3 separate regions of the Homo sapiens genome follow, and regions 1 and 2 are each linked to region 3. A link is a contact called in ENCODE Hi-C or POLR2A ChIA-PET data. All regions are on one chromosome and are shown on one strand. Each heading gives the region's core, a stretch centred on a gene start or an enhancer-like site at or near the end of the contact. The rest is flanking DNA. Distances are from core to core; before and after follow the strand shown.

Region 1 (3,108 bases), core at 242-2,741, 200 kb before region 3:
GGTGTCATTTGCCTACTTTTTACAGGGAGAGAGAGAATTAGGCCAAACTAGACTTTTCCTTAAGATACCACCTCCAAGCCCACTCTCCTTGCCTGACCCCTTGTAGCACAAAGCCTCTGAACTGAACTATTAAATCTCATCTACTCATTATGTTCTTTTTAAAGCAAATAAAATAGGAGTTGAGGACTCAAGTTGGACTTTTCAGTCTGTCTGACCACTTTCACTATATATGATTTTTTAAAAAAGAAATCACAAGGGTTGTGGATGCCTTTAAAAAATATGTATCTTAATGCTCTAAATTCCTGCTGATTTCGCTTTGTGTATATGCTGAGGAGGCCTGCCTCCAACGTGCTAGCCCATTTAACATGAACAGTCCTCCCCAAGAAGCATTCAGTAGCCTTGTGCTCCTAACTTGTGACCTTGTGTGTGGCGTGGCTCCCCACTAAGTGTAAATTTGTGTTTTCAAGCCTTCCGAGGACGAAGTGGTAAGATGAAAGCTGGCGTTGCCTTCGTGTTTATCCGGGCTTCTCTCTTCCCATCCTTGTGATCACTCTGCTGACCCTGCCACACCCTGGGGCCATACACATGACTCCTGTGCCTCTGCATCTCACTGGCCATTTCAAACCAGTTCGTGAGCCTGTGTTCTAAAAAGCTCATCTCCATTAACTGCATCTCATGTCGGTCACCTCTGTCTTTGTTTCATTGACTTTGCTGATTTAACACCTCTGAGAATGGCTTTGAAAGGAGCTACAAGTAATGTCTTCACTGGCATTCTTGAAGTGACTCCTCTTGGGGGTTAAGTCCCATTGGCCTCTGCCTTCCTCTCCTGTGATGTTGTGGTTGATCTACTCCCAGCCACCGGGAGTAGCCGTTTCCTCCCTGCTCCTCCTAGTGCTTGTGAGCAAACCTTACCCTTCCTCCCTGTCTGAGCCAGCCTCTTCCTGCTGCCCTCCTCAGCTTGATGATGCTTCAACTTAGAAGTGGTGGACCCTTCTCGGGGTCAGCTCTACCTCCATGTGACCCAGGTGAGAGGGAGACAGCTTTCAAAAGGAGGCTTTGCCTTCCAGATGCATCCCAAAGGAAATAATCCATCTGTGTGAAAGGAGTTCATATTATATCAGCCACATAGAGAATAACGGAGACTGGAAAGCAAATTGGCTAACTGTTCAGGCCACATCTCGAGTAGAAGGCCCTCTGGCTCAGCAGTAATTCACTTAGCAACATACACTCTTTAAACTGGGTTTTTAAAACACCTTGCTGCACTGTTTGCATCTTCCCCCAGCACTTCTCTCTAAAATGCCTAGACCCACAAACCATACCCTTCCCTTCCTGACTCTCGGTCCTCTCTAGGAGGGCAGTGGGATGGGAATGGGAAAGCCTTTGCTGTTCTGTGTAAACACAGGTAGGGCCTGCTCTTCCTGAAGCCTAGAGAGGCTCCTTTGCTGGCATCAAAGAGTGTCTGTGTTCCTGGACTGCTCATCTATGCAGTCCCTGGCTGAGCTACCTGGCAGGGATGGGTGGGGCGTGCTCCATGTTAATGAGGAGCCCAACCCTTTCCCTGGCTCACTACCTCCAACAACACTGCCTTTTAAATGTTTTCCTAGCCGAGCACCCACATTGTCAGAATGGTCTGACCAACTATTGTGTACCAGCGTTCTCGTTTGTAGCCATGTCCCAGGAGGTTGGACATCCAACAAGATAGACTCTAATTCAGCCTCCCCAGTCTCTGGCCACCCAGCTCACTCAGGGATTCAGCTACCCTTGGCTACCCAAGTAGTCTAAACATTTTATCTTTATCAGGCACATATACAGTCTGGTTCTCTGTAGCCAAATTTAGATACCCATGACATTTATCTAATGATTTCAAACCAAACAGGTTCCTAAAAAAACATTCAGCCTACTTCTAGAACTTCCCCATTTTGCTTGGCTGTGAAAATGTATTTGTCCCATGCAGGCCCTTGCTCCAGCCCAGTGGAAGCATTAGTACCTCTTCCTAGCGGGAACTCAGTCCAGCTACACACCAGAGCCAGGCCAGTGGTTGTCTGGGAAATCTTCAAAGGCCGTGACCACTCAGCAAGGGTCAGTGGCACCTCTCCCCACTGTCTCCTCACCAGGTGCATTCATCCCATCCATCCATGCATTCACTCACCCTCCGTGTTGTCCAGCACTATGTATAGTGCTGCAGAAACAAGAAGAATATAGTGCTTGCCTTCAAAGACCTCCCAAAGTGGGGAGATAGTCTGGATGACAGGTGCTGTAATAGAAGTGTGCCCCGGATGCTATAGGAGCACAGAAAGAGGGCAACTGATGAACACTGGGGTGAGAGTGGAAGAGGAGACCCTGGAAGACTCCCTAAGGAAGTTGTCTTACTCTGGTCAAGCAGGAGGCCCTGTAGAGGGAGTGGTGCAGACCCACCAGCATATGCAGCTTCACAGGGGCAAAACACCTGTAGGTCCATCACGTGTTGGGGACTAGCAAGTATTCAGCTTGGCTGGAGCAGAGGCAGGAGTGGGGAACTGGGGACAGGTGAGACTAGAGGTTGGCAGAAACCAGCCATAGTAGTTTTTGCCTCATTTGGACAACAAGGAGCCATCCAAGAGAGAGCGGTGAAGCTGATGGTGACACAGCCATGGCGCATTGAAATACCCCCAGTGGCTGTGTTGTAGGGTATATTGGGTTGGGGAGGGACAAGGTCAGGAGGCATAGACTCGACATCATCTGATGTGATTCAGGACAGAATGGCGAGCCTGAAGTGAAGTGTCTGTAGGATAAGTTGGAAAGGAAGGAACCAATATGAGATATTAAAGAAGTGAAAGCTATAGGTCCCAGTGCCTTAATAAAGGTAAGGAGTAAGAGAAGATTCGAGATTGACTCCCAGACTCTCCAGTCTGCTGGACATGGGAGATGGAATAGAAGTTGATCTCGGTGTGGTCAGAGGAGAGCAGTTACTGTGTTGAGCATGGAGAGCCTGTCGTTCCCCAGGAGAAGGAGTACAGCTGGCTGGAAATAGGCAAGGCAGAGATGGAGAGATCCACCTTGGAGTCACTCCTAGGGGCGACCCTTGAAGCCCTGAGTAGCAATCCCACCAGAAAGATGCAAGGGCTGAAG
Region 2 (3,292 bases), core at 564-3,063, 220 kb after region 3:
TTCTCAAATTGACTGTGGTTATGTACAACTCTGTGAATATACTAAAAACCAATGAATTGTATTTTTTTCTTTTTTTAATTTCTTTCTTTTTTTTTTTTTTTTTTGAGAGAGTCTCACTCTATTACCCAGGCTGGAGCACGGTGGCATGGTCATAGCTCACTGCAGCCTCAACCTCCTGGGCTCAAGAGATCCTCCCAACTTAGCCTCCAGAGTAGTTGGGAATACAGGTAGATACCACAATGCCTGGGTAACTTTTTAATTTTTCATAGAGATGAAGTTGCACTGTGTTGCTCAGGCTGATCTCAAACTCCTGGCCTCAAGCAATCCTCCCACCTTGGCTTCCCAAAGTGCTGGGATTATAGGCATGAGCCACCATGCCCGGCTGAATTGTACATTATTTATTTATTTTATTTTATTTTTTTGAGACAGAGTTTTGCTCTCATCCCCCAGGCTGGAGTGCAATGGTGTGATCTCAGGTCACTGCAACTTCCGCCTCCCAGGTTCAATCAATTCTCCTGCCTCAGCCTCCCGAGTAGCTGGGATTACAGGCACCCACCACCACACCAGGCTAATTTTTATATTTTTAGTAGAGATGGCGTTTCACAATGTTGGCCAGGCTGGTCTCAAACTCCTGACTTCAAGTGATCCACCCACCTTGGCCTCCCAAAGTGCTGGGATTACAGGTGTGAGCCACCGCACCCCAGCCACAGCATTTCTTTTCTTTTCTTTTCTTTTTTTTTTCTTTTTGAGATGGAGTCTCTCTCTGTTGCCCCAGACTGGAGTGCAGTGGCGCAATCTCAGCTCACTGCAACCTCCACCTCCTGGATTCAAGTGATTCTCCTGCCTCAGCCTCCCAAGTAGCTGGGATTACAGGCATGTGCCACCATACCCAACTAATTGTATTTTTAGTAGAGACGGGGTTTCAGTATGTTGGCCAGGCTGGTCTTGAACTCCTGGCCTCAAGTGATCCACCTGTCTCTGCTTCCCAAAGTGCTGGGATTACAGGCATGAGCTACCTCAACTGGCTACCAAATTGTGCATTTTAAATGTGTGAATTTTGTGGTGTGTGAATTATATCTCAATAATGCTCTTACCAAAAAAAAAAAAATCTTTATATGGCCTCTGAAAGCTTACCTCAGCTGGACCTTGTCTACCGCACCTCACCTGGTCTCCTTCACCTCATTCCACAAAGCACAGCCAATGTCATCTTGGTTCCTCCAATGCAACACACTCCAGCCCTCCTCCGAGCTTGGGCTTTTACACACCCCCCTTCTTAGAACACTCTTCTGCCTCTTCACATAATTCAGTCCTCCACATTGGTATCACTTTCTCAAGGAAGCCTCCCTGCCCACCCACCATGAGTCATGATCAAGTTCCTCTTCTGGGCCTGCCAAAGCACCCCTTTTACTTTGCTCTCTACCAAACGTCACTTTGTGATTATTTGGATCATGTCCGTCTTCCCCACTAGACTAGGCCCCATGAGTGCAGCTCCATGCCTGCTTTGCTCACTCTTGCACTTAAACCCTGTGCCTAGCCCTGGCCTAACACATGAGGAGGACTCCAGATATCTTGGTTGAATAATAAATGAGCAATATATTACTGTTTGCCCCTAACTTGGAAAACAAATGATAGGTTCAACAATTCTAGAGCTCCACAAATGACTCAGCAAAAACATGTTCGGAGGCACTCCCAACGTGAAATTAGAAGGTTGGAAACTCAGAGGACGGGACAGGCTTAGATAGAAACATTGGCCTCTTCCCAGGTAAGTTCTCCCCAGGAGGTGGGGAGCAAACTCTCTGAGCAGCCAGTTACAGGGAACTCATGACTAAGCTCTGTTGCTGTTTATCAAGATACACACTGACTCTCAGAAGTTCTAGCGTGAACCAAATCCTGCTTCAACCCCATGGGCTTTCAGTGTAGGACTTTTTCTTTTTGTTGGTGATCACACACCCTACTGGTGGCTTAACCAATTACATTGCCTCAGCCCCTGTGACACTCCAGCTCCGCGTCCCCTTTATGATGCTTCAAATATCATAAAAGCAGAGAAAAATCATATGTCATATATCAGAAAATCATATATCAACTTTTTTTTATTTTGAGGTCTTTCACACACTGAACTTATTTTAATCATAATTGTCAATTATAAATAAACATAATTACTATGTTCCTTTTTTGATGTCAAATTGTTGCAATTTGGACAGTGGCTTCCTTATCCTTCTACCATTGCTGGCCTAAAATCCTTGTGTTCTAGGCCCATTCCAAATTTTCCTTGTTCCAAGACACAGAATCAGCCACCCACTAAGAAGTCTCATTTCCTTTTGATGGGTGCACGAGAGTGGGAGGTTAGCAGAAGAAATGCTGTTAATGGGCTAGGTGCAGTGGCCTAGCCTGTAATCCCAACACTTTGGAAGGCTGAGGCAGGAGGATCACCTGAGGTCAGGAGTTCGAGACCAGCCTGGCCAACATGGGGAAACCCCATATCTACTAAAAATACAAAAAATTAGCTGGGCGTGGTGGTGTGTGCCTGTAATCCCAGCTACTCAGGAGGCTGAGCCAGGAGAATTGCTTGAACCCAGGAGGCGGAGGTTGCAGTGAGCTGAGATCATGCCACTGCACTCCAGCCTGGGCAACAGAGAGAGACTTCATCTCAAAAAGGAAAAAAAAAAAAAGAAGAAGGAAAAGAAATGCTGTGGCCAGGGCATGGTGGCTCACGCCTGTAATCCCAGTACTTTGGGAGGCTGAGGCAGGTGGATCATGAGGTCAGGAGCTCAAGACCAGCTTGGCCATTATGGTGAAACCCCATCTCTACTAAAAATACAAAAATTAGGCAGATGCCTATAATCCCAGCTACTCAGGAGGCTGAGGGAGGAGAATCACTTGAACCTGGGAGGCAGAGGTTCAGTGAGCCAAGATTGAGCCACTACAGTCCAGCCTGGCAACAGAGCGAGACTCCATTTCAAAAAAAGAAAAAAGAAAAAGAAAAAGAAATGCTGTTAATGAACTGTATTTTAGGGTCAGAGCCAGGAAATTATATTTCTCTTAAAGCTTATGGGTTCACAATAATGTTTCCAATTGAACTCTATGTTGTAATTTTTTATTCAATATAAAATATTTTCAGGCCAGGCCCGGTGGCTCATGCCTGCAATCCCAACACTAGAAGGCAAGACGGGAGAATTGCTTGAGACCCAGAGTTCAGGACCAGCCTGGGTAACATACCGCAACCCCCTCTCTATAAAAGAAAAAAAAGATATAATTGTTTTCATTTATTTTATCTGCAATATTCCTGCATAGA
Region 3 (3,279 bases), core at 780-3,279:
GGCACCTCACCTGTAATCAAAGAAGAGCTCTTCGCCAGCTTGAATTGCCCTCTTGGCAAAGATCCCAATCCGATGGTCTCCATTCACCATGACCACTGCAAGCAGGATAAACCCGAGGCTAGGTTCCTACCCAACTCCAAGTCAATAACCAGTAGGCTTCTGGGTTGATTTTCTCCAAATTCCCAGTGAAAACATGAATCAAATGGAATTAGAAAGTAGTCAATATGGTAGTTGCCTCTATGCTTTTAGATCTGTTATTATGGCAGAAAAATTATCTTTATTATTATTATAAGTGGGGTTTTTTGTTTTGTTTTGTTTTGTTTTTTGAGACAGAGTCTTGCTCTGTTGCCCAGGCTGGAGTGCAGTGGCATGATCTTGGCTCATTGCAACCTCTGCCTCCAGGGTTCAAGCGATTCTTGTGCCTCAGCCACCTGAGTAGCTGGGACTACAGGTGCACACCACCACGCCCCCCAGCTGATTTTTGTATTTTTAGTAGAGATGGGGTTTCACCATGTTTGCTAGGCTGGTCTTGAACTCCTGGCCTCAAGTGATCCACCTGCCTCAGCCTCCCAAAGTGCTGGGATTACAGGCGTAAGCCACCACACCCAGCCTATTATTATTTTGTGAGATGGGTCTCACTATGTTGCTCAGGCTGGTTAAATCATGTTTGTGGGAAAGTGTTTATAATGTATTCGCTGAAAAAAGCAGATTAGAAAACTAAGATTGAGAGGGGCCTAAAATGATACCAGATATTAATCATGATTATCTTTGGACAAAAAATAGCTCAGCTAAGGAAAATGTTCAACAACGAATGGAAATCACAGTAAAGAGGCATCCATCCCCCACCCCACCTCCCAGGTTACTGGGACTCACCTTTGGCATAACAGTTGGGATTCACTGAATGATTTGCAAATCGAATTTTGTTTCCTTTCCGAGTAGCATCCACTACAAAATCTGTATAAAGTAAATCAAGGAAAACCATAAGCACAGCAGGCAATTCCACAGCTTCTCAGCTTGAATTTAAAATCAGTTAAATGGTAACAGAAACACTTTAGTCTGATGGGAATGTTGAAGCCCAGTGTGCTAACAGGAGCAGAGGAAAGCATGCAGCCTCAGAATTCAGCCTTGTGTGGGAGCACTCCCTTTGGGTCCCTCTTTGAATTATGGATCTTCTCATCTACTGGGCAGGGAGATTTCTCAGGTAAAGACGCTCAGCACTCCTATTACAAACAGAACCCAGAAATGGAGGTTCTTCCAAAGCAAGGGCACTGTGGCCTGTGGGATCCCCAAGTGTGATCCTGCCCCCTTGCTCTATGCATCTGCTGGAAGATTCGGAGCTGATCTAAACTTGGACTACAGCAAGGGCAATCTGGTAGAAAGATCACCTTGGGGCCAAGTGCGGTGGCTTACTCCTGTAATCCTAGCACTTTGGGAGGCCGAGGCGGGTGGATCACTTGAGGCCAGGAGTTCGATACCAGCCTGGCCAACATGGTGAAACCCAGTCTCTACTAAAAATACAAAAATATTAGCCGGGCATGGTGGCAGGTGCTTGTAGTCCCAGCTACTCGGGAGGCTGAGGCAGGAGAATCACTTGAACCCGGGAGGCAGAGGGTAGAGGCTACAGTGAGCCAAGATCGCACCATTGCACCCTAGCCTGGGCAACAGAGCAAGACTCCGTCTCAAAAAAAGAAAAAAAAAAAAGACCACCTTGGGATGAGACAAAGTGACTTCATACCATTATTGAGGTTGAAGAGGAAGCTGGACATGTATTTGTCATAGACCTTTCCGCGTCGATCAGCCTCATCCTGAGAGATGAGCTAGAGAGATAGACAAATAACAAATAGGAGTATCAGGCTGCCTGCTCAGGGCATGGTACCCTGCCCCCAGAAAGGGCTGGGTGGTATCTCACATGGGTGCTTACTGAGCATCATGATGAGAATCACAAGAGAGCAAGTTCAAGTTATGCTGTTCCAATTCCCACCCAGGCCAACCAGTTTTAAGGCTGAAAAGAGCCCCCCTCATCTCTTGTGTCTGGAGTTGCCAAAGAGTTGAACAGTGGTTTCAGTACTGCAAACGGTTCTGTGGGATCTCCCCAAGAGGCCACGTGAGAACACAGCTGAGTTATTTAGAGATTAATTCAAAGAAGCCTGGCCCACAGAAAATCAGAGTTTCTCATCAGTCTCCCCCGAGTAAGAATGTGGGCCAAAACTATAGCACTCACCTCACCACAGTATTCAGAAATGAATTCGTTCTTCTGCACAGACTCCTTTATGAAGGTGCCCCATCCGGCCACATCAGAGGGGGCCAGCAGCAGGTGCTGGGGAAGAGGGGGCCAAGTCTCAGACTACAGGGTGTGCATGAGTAGGGGGTGTGTGCTGGATGTGCACATGTGTGGTGGGGGTGGGGTGGAAAGAACCAGCAACTGTTAAGAGGATCTGAAAGCAGAAAAAGGTCTAACCCATTCTTTTCTGCTTGGGAGAGAAAAGAAAATGGGAGGTGGTGACGAACGGAAATAGGATATCTCTTCCTTTATCCATGGAGCCCTCCTGGGCCTTAGTCTATAGGAATTCACTGCAATGTGTGAGGTAAACATAGACATCACCAAAGGTGCATACACCTCGCAGCTCCTTTTTGTCTGGCCAGTTCAAGGAACCACTTTTCTTTCTCTTTTTGGAGATGGAATCTCACTCTGTCCCAGGCTGGAGTGCAGTGGTGCGATCTCGGCTTGCTGCAACCTCCACCTCCCAGGTTCAAGCGATTCTCCTACCTCAGCCTTCTGAGTAGCTGGGATTACAGGCATGCACCACCATGCCTGGCTAATTTTTATATTTTTAGTAGAGACAGGGTTTCACCATGTTGCCCAGGCTGGTCTCGAACTCTTGACCTCATGATCCGCTGGCCTCGGCCTCCCAAACTGCTGGGATTACAGGCATGAGCCACCACACCTGGCCAGGAACCATTTTTCTAAGCCCTACTGGGACTGAAGCCTTTATTAATTCAGTAAATATGTGTCTTTTAGGATTTATCAAGCACTTTCACATATAAAGCCTCAAAAGAACCAGTGGAAAGAGAATGCTTGGGACCGTTCCTTCCTTCCCCCTCCATTTTATGTGGTGTGGGGTCCTGAGGAAAGGCCTCACCTTCTTAAGTCCACGCTGGATGCTGCAGTTTTTACAGGAAACCACCTTGCAGTCCCAGTGCTCTGAGGCCCCACAGGTGAGACACAGGTCAGGGTCACATTCTCGCACTGCCAGATAGCAAGGACATTGCTTGGTATTG

What was found. A loop is a pair of places that touch in the nucleus more often than their neighbours do. ChIA-PET counts read pairs that join two places held with the same protein, here RNA polymerase II (POLR2A). Pooled maps may share reads with other maps.
Region 1: a map of psoas muscle shows a loop between it and region 3 (2.2-fold over the local background). The contact joins two enhancer-like sites. A Hi-C loop is called at or near these places in 1 of 168 maps with a recorded cell type or tissue (psoas muscle) and 1 of 50 pooled maps. POLR2A ChIA-PET finds 5 or more read pairs at or near these places in 1 of 52 experiments (WTC11).
Region 2: a pooled map shows a loop between it and region 3 (2.5-fold over the local background). The contact joins two enhancer-like sites. A Hi-C loop is called at or near these places in 4 of 168 maps with a recorded cell type or tissue (esophagus muscularis mucosa, heart left ventricle, heart right ventricle and 1 more), 2 of 37 single-sample maps with no recorded cell type and 5 of 50 pooled maps. POLR2A ChIA-PET finds 5 or more read pairs at or near these places in 3 of 52 experiments (AG04450, Caco-2 and naive thymus-derived CD4-positive, alpha-beta T cell).

What each region holds. Positions count from the first base shown.
Region 1 is chr17:42,508,105-42,511,212 of GRCh38, forward strand. It overlaps ATP6V0A1 (ATPase H+ transporting V0 subunit a1), which reads left to right. Exons shown (of 22, transcript NM_001130021.3): 19 at 468-485. Among named protein-coding and RNA genes, the nearest start is that of MIR5010, 4.5 kb to the right of the region's middle. Within about 2 kb of position 1,492, at least 2 of the 41 ENCODE cell types and tissues checked have a DNase peak (open chromatin) inside an H3K27ac peak, as active enhancers do.
Region 2 is chr17:42,927,483-42,930,774 of GRCh38, forward strand. No RefSeq gene overlaps it. Among named protein-coding and RNA genes, the nearest start is that of G6PC1, 28 kb to the left of the region's middle. RefSeq lists enhancers at 967-1,543, 1,433-1,582. Within about 2 kb of position 1,814, at least 19 of the 41 ENCODE cell types and tissues checked have a DNase peak (open chromatin) inside an H3K27ac peak, as active enhancers do.
Region 3 is chr17:42,702,867-42,706,145 of GRCh38, forward strand. EZH1 (enhancer of zeste 1 polycomb repressive complex 2 subunit) reads right to left here. Exons shown (of 21, transcript NM_001991.5): 16 at 3,141-3,279; 17 at 2,222-2,317; 18 at 1,736-1,817; 19 at 874-954; 20 at 11-95. Among named protein-coding and RNA genes, the nearest start is that of MIR6780A, 3.6 kb to the right of the region's middle. RefSeq lists an enhancer at 1,984-2,624. Within about 2 kb of position 2,030, at least 2 of the 41 ENCODE cell types and tissues checked have a DNase peak (open chromatin) inside an H3K27ac peak, as active enhancers do.